2 separate regions of the Mus musculus genome follow, and region 1 is linked to region 2. A link is a contact called in ENCODE Hi-C or POLR2A ChIA-PET data. All regions are on one chromosome and are shown on one strand. Each heading gives the region's core, a stretch centred on a gene start or an enhancer-like site at or near the end of the contact. The rest is flanking DNA. Distances are from core to core; before and after follow the strand shown. Region 1 holds the start of Zfp354c (zinc finger protein 354C). Region 2 holds the start of Zfp2 (zinc finger protein 2).

Region 1 (2,700 bases), core at 28-2,527, 88 kb before region 2:
GCCATTTCCCTTCTTAGTTTTTCTGCCAAAGGAGAGCCGAGTGCTGACCAAATATGCCTGGGAAGAAAAAAAAAAAAAAGGTGTAGTAAGGAATTCTGGTACAAAGGGAAGGCTTGGAGCCAGGAGGGTAAAGCCACCCACAAAGGGGTCTGGAGAAGTGGCTGTGTGATTAAAAGCACTTCCCTTGTTCGCAAAGAAGTTTGATTATCAGCACCCACATTGGGCTATCCACAGCTACTTGTAACTACAGGGGATCCAACATCCTCTCTGGCTTCCTTAGGTACTGTGTGCTCATGGGCACAGACACACAAACAGACACAAACATACACACATGAAAATAAATTAAGTTTTAAAACCCACCCATAATGGTACCAAATGACAGGAACACTGACAAAGCCAACCTGCCAAAACTACATCCCTTCTGTATATTAATCACTCTTCTTCTTTCTTACACTGATCCCTCCACACCCACCTACAGACCCTTTAGCACCTTGTACAAGATTCGTGGCAATGTCAAAAGGTTGGGCAGGACTGATTTAAAGTACAAAGGATAATGTGTCCAAGCTCTCTGCAAATGCTGTGTCTGTCTACCGCAAGAACTTAAGTGTTGGCTGTTTGGGAATTCCTGGAACCAGTCCTCTGTGCAGCAGAGGTGGGGCTGTGCTGTCGACGTGGCTGAGGTGGACAGCCAGGAGGTTCACAGCCTGCCCAAAGTGACAAGACAGCAAGCATCACAAATGGGAAGGAAATTCTGCTTTCAGTCTAAGGCTCCGATCAAGACTCAGAGAACTCTCGGGCCACAATGTGCCTTGGTTTCTTCTTCTGCACCATAGGCACAATGAAGGGCCAAGGGGCCTGTAACTTGCTATTAGATGCGCTAATTCATTAAGTTAGATTAGACTGCTAGGTATCGGCTGTTGATTTTATGATCTGCATAGCTAAGATGCTACAGAAGATGCACAGGCCTCTGGATCCGCAGTTTGGTCCCAGCCACGCTTCGTGGAGGGCCAAACCCGCAGAAAGATCCCCGAGCCTGAGGCCGCAGAGCAGTCGCCAGGCCGCGCCGGGCTCGCCGGGAAGCCCACCGCCCGCTACGCCCCGGTCGCCCCTCTTCACCCCACTCACGGACGCCGGCGCTCGCTCCCACCACTCTCAGCACGAGCAGTCTCGAGGATGTCGGCCCCAGACGCTCTCTCCTAGCACAGTCAGGATCACCTCCACCAGGAGCCCCCCAAAACGCCGCGAGCAGCCCCGCCACCGGGAGAAGCCCCAGAGAACTACTACTCCCGGCATGCCTGAGGTCTTTTCTGACTACACCTCCCAGAAGGCACCGGGGCCAGGCGCGTTCTGAAAGCTGAGTCGGGTCGTGTTGCACTGCAAATCCAGCAAGCCTGTCCCTGCTCTCTCAGTCAGTCCCTCAGACTTGTTTGCTAGGAGGGTGAAGTGATGTGACAGGACAAAAGTGGAATTTAGGGTTTAGGAGCGAGGTACCCATAGGTACCAGGCCAGCCTGACTGACTACATGTGGACAGCCAGGACTACATAGCGAGACTAAAACCAAAAAAAGTAAAACAAAACAAAACTCTAGGAGAACCCTAGCCCACATCACTAATCATTGTAGTTTATTTTTTTTACATTTTTTATTAGGTATTTAGCTCATTTACATTTCCAATGCTATACCAAAAGTCCCCCATACCCACCCACCCCCACTCCCCTACCCACCCACTCCCCCTTTTTGGCCCTGGCGTTCCCCCGTACTGGGGCATATAAAGTTTGCGTGTCCAATGGGCCTCTCTTTCCAGTGATGGCCAACTAGGCCATCTTTTGATACATATGCAGCTAGAGTCAAGAGCTCCGGGGTACTGGTTAGTTCATAATGTTGTTCCACATATAGGGTTGCAGATCCCTTTAGCTCCTTGGGTACTTTCTCTAGCTCCTCCATTGGGAGCCCTGTGATCCATCCATTATCTGACTGTGAGCATCCACTTCTGTGTTTGCTAGGCCCCGGCATAGTCTCACAAGAGACAGCTACATCTGGGTCCTTTCGATAAAATCTTGCTAGTATATGCAATGGTGTCAGCGTTTGGATGCTGATTATGGGGTGGATCCCTGGATATGGCAGTCTCTACATGGTCCATCCTTTCATCTCAGCTCCAAACTTTGTCTTTGTAACTCCTTCCATGGGTGTTTTGTTCCCAATTCTAAGGGGGGGCATAGTGTCCACGCCCCAACTGGTAAGAAGGACACATGCTCCACTATGTTCATAGCAGCCTTATTTATAATAGCCAGAAGCTGGAAAGAACCCAGATGCCCCTCAACAGAGGAATGGATACAGAAAATGTGGTACATCTACACAATGGAGTACTACTCAGCTATTAAAAAGAATGAATTTATGAAATTCCTAGCCAAATGGATGGACCTGGAGGGCATCATCCTGAGTGAGGTAACACATTCATAAAGGAACTCACACAATATGTACTCACTGATAAGTGGATATTAGCCCCAAACCTAGGATACCCAAGATATAAGATACAATTTGCTAAACACATTGTAGTTTATTTTTACTGTATACAATACACAGAAAACAATGTGACATGGGCCTTGATGTGCATCCCAGGATGGCTTCAGAAAGCAGGAGGATTAAAAAATAAAAGTAATTGATTGAATGCCTTTTGATTTTTTTTTTTTAAATCCAGCTAG
Region 2 (2,700 bases), core at 65-2,564:
AGTGAAATGTAGGTTTATATGACTATAGCAATATGCAACTTTTCTGTAGATTCATCTGTTTGTACAACAGATGCAAAAGTTAGGAATAAAATGGGCTGGAGTTTAGCATAAGGATATTATTTGAAGGAGGGTCTTCTCACTAAGTAGCCTTGGCTGGCCCAGACTCTGTGGAGCAGGTGGCCTCAAACTCATCCCCCTGCCTCTGTGGGATTCAAGGCACACACTACCACACCTAGCTTGCACCTCTCCAAAGCTTAAGAGGCTACTAGCAGCACTTCCAGTTGATGTGGGGCGTCAGTCACTCTTAACACCGCAACCATCTTTAGAAACTGCTACTTTTCTGGAAAGAATAAGACAGGAGATGCCCAAAGGTCTAATTATAACGTTGACCTAGAAATTTCACTACAAGGTTTTGTGGAAAGAGGCAATACAAAGAATGACATAACTGTACCATGTCCAATATTAAAATAAAAACAAAACACAACAAAAACAAAAAAGCCCAAAAGTCCAAAGGGAACCATTCGTGAAAATGACAGCTTTAACTGCTCTTAAAAATTAGTGTCTTAAGGCTATTCTCATCTCCATTGGGTGGTGGTTTAGATGCACTTCAAGCATCTTACAAAATGCCTTTTGTAACTCCATTTTTAAAGGTGAATGGAGGAAAGGCACTAACATCTTTTTTTTTTTTTTTGGAAGCAAAAGGTTTCTATTTATACATATAACACAATACATGGACTTTAGGACAAATTTCGAATGATTTCGCTCGTACATTTTTCTAGTTGACCAATAATGAACTTAAAGAAAGGGTGGGCACGTTCTTGCTTATTCAGGACTCATTTTACAAGCTCCTCCTTCGCAGGCAGAGGGCGGGTCCCCAGCAGCGGTGCACACAATGGCCAGAGCCCCGGACTGTGGTCCCGTGCCCTGCCAAGCTTCAGAGAGCGGGTCTACCACGCATTCATAGTGCATACCGAACCAGAGCTGCTCGGCCAGGTAGAGCTGGAGAGCAGTCGGGCGCGAATGACCCCGGGGTACGGGGGGATACCGAGCTGGGGGGTCTCGGTTAGGGTGTCCTGCGGCCTGGCGCGCGCGTGAGCTGCGCACCTGCGACTTCGTGCTCCTTGCGGACGAAGGATCACCTTTCTGTCTGGCCGGCTCTGCTCTTTTGGCACCAGAGCCCCGGGCTCCCAGTGGGAACGCCTCCGCCTCCCCGCCCGTGGACCACCCGCCCGAGGAAGCGCACTCACCACAGTCACTGAAGAAGCCAGAGGCTGGCGGCACAGGCAGCCGCACTGGGCGCGCGGGACTACATTTCCCACAAGACCATGAGCCCTCGACAGGGCTTCCAGTTGCGCAGGCGCAACCGCAGGGCTGCGGGCCAGCGATTGCTCCCCTAGTGCTCAGGCAAGGTTTGCCACCTTAAGCTTATTTTCTTAAAGAAACTGGTTCTAGAACCTTTTCCTTTCCTAAATTAAGAGAACCTTGGACACCCCCTTGCATGAGGTTAGGATGAGAGGTAAGCTACTAATGTAATGTAGATACTTCACGGCGCTCTGTGACCAGGTAGTAAATGATGCACTGGCTGGGTGAATTGTTACTGTGGAAAACCAGCCACCTCTGTGAGTGAAACTCGTGGGTGCTAAGGTAGTTTCGGCTGCATCCACGGCTTTGGAACTTGGAGAATATCTTAGGATAATTTCCATCCTATCTTAGGATAGAAAGATAGGTTACAAACTGTAATATTGGGTTCTTGTCTGGCCGCTTGTTTTTTAACGTTTTTTCTTTAAAATCTGACATCATGATACTTGAATACAGTGCACTGTGATCACATTCACCCCCAGCGACCCTCATTCATGTGCCCTTCTTTCACTGACCTCCATCCTTCCCAACTAGTCCTTCTTCTATACTTTTGGTCCTTTCCCCCTCGCTTCAGCCTGTAAAACTTCTATTCCATGCAACAAAGACTATGTTCCGAACCAAATGTCGGACGGGCATCTGGAGGCCACTTTTTGACGAGGCTCAAAAATCCTATTAGCCAAACGTGCGTGCCCAAATTCCTTTTATCCCACACCTTCCGCTTTTATCCCACACCTTCCGTCTTAGGTCTTTGACATTGTGTTTCTGCTCTGATGGGAGGATCTCCTGGGACTCGGAAGCTCAGGAACCACACAGCTCTGAGGTGGGACAATGTCCCAAAAGAAGGGCACCCTGAGACATGGGAGCTGAGGAACTAGATAGCTCTAAGAGGAAGCCTCCTCAGCAGAGGCGATGCAGCTACCAGGGCATGGCGTCCTCAGCGGAGCTCAGGAGCCTCAGTCCCTCTCCTTCTCATCGTTTCTTCTCTTCATTGCTTCTTTTCTTCTTCACTTCTGACCAGGCATAAGAATCTCATGAAAGAGATTTATTGGATGGACCAGGGTGTGAAGGGATGAATCCAGGGATGGCTGCTCTCTATCCTAGGGAACAGACAACAGGGAATTAGACAAAGTGGCAGTGCTTATATAGGATCTCTTAGGGGGCGGGGCTTTCCAGGGCAGAGATTTCCAGAGTGATGATTGGTGGGATTTCAAGTCCTGAATTTGGGGAGCTCAGGGATTAGTGGATTTTCTGCTCAAGGATTGATGTTTTGTCTGTGTGTCTGTGTGTGTGTGGGGGGGGGGAAGCTCAGGAATTGGCGGCTTTTTTCACCCCCCCTTTCCC

The links. A loop is a pair of places that touch in the nucleus more often than their neighbours do. ChIA-PET counts read pairs that join two places held with the same protein, here RNA polymerase II (POLR2A).
Region 1: a loop to region 2 is called in a map of left cerebral cortex, with 2.8 times the contacts of the local background. The contact joins the promoter of Zfp354c here to the promoter of Zfp2 in region 2. A Hi-C loop is called at or near these places in 6 of 37 maps with a recorded cell type or tissue (T-helper 17 cell, gastrocnemius, heart and 1 more). POLR2A ChIA-PET finds 5 or more read pairs at or near these places in 2 of 5 experiments (Patski and embryonic stem cell).

What each region holds. Positions count from the first base shown.
Region 1 is chr11:50,826,454-50,829,153 of GRCm38, forward strand. Zfp354c (zinc finger protein 354C) reads right to left here and starts at 1,278. Exons shown (of 5, transcript NM_013922.4): 1 at 1,126-1,278; 2 at 1-57. The coding sequence starts at 5. It also overlaps a transcript of Zfp879 not described here.
Region 2 is chr11:50,914,862-50,917,561 of GRCm38, forward strand. Zfp2 (zinc finger protein 2) reads right to left here and starts at 1,315. Exons shown (of 6, transcript NM_001044698.2): 1 at 1,248-1,315.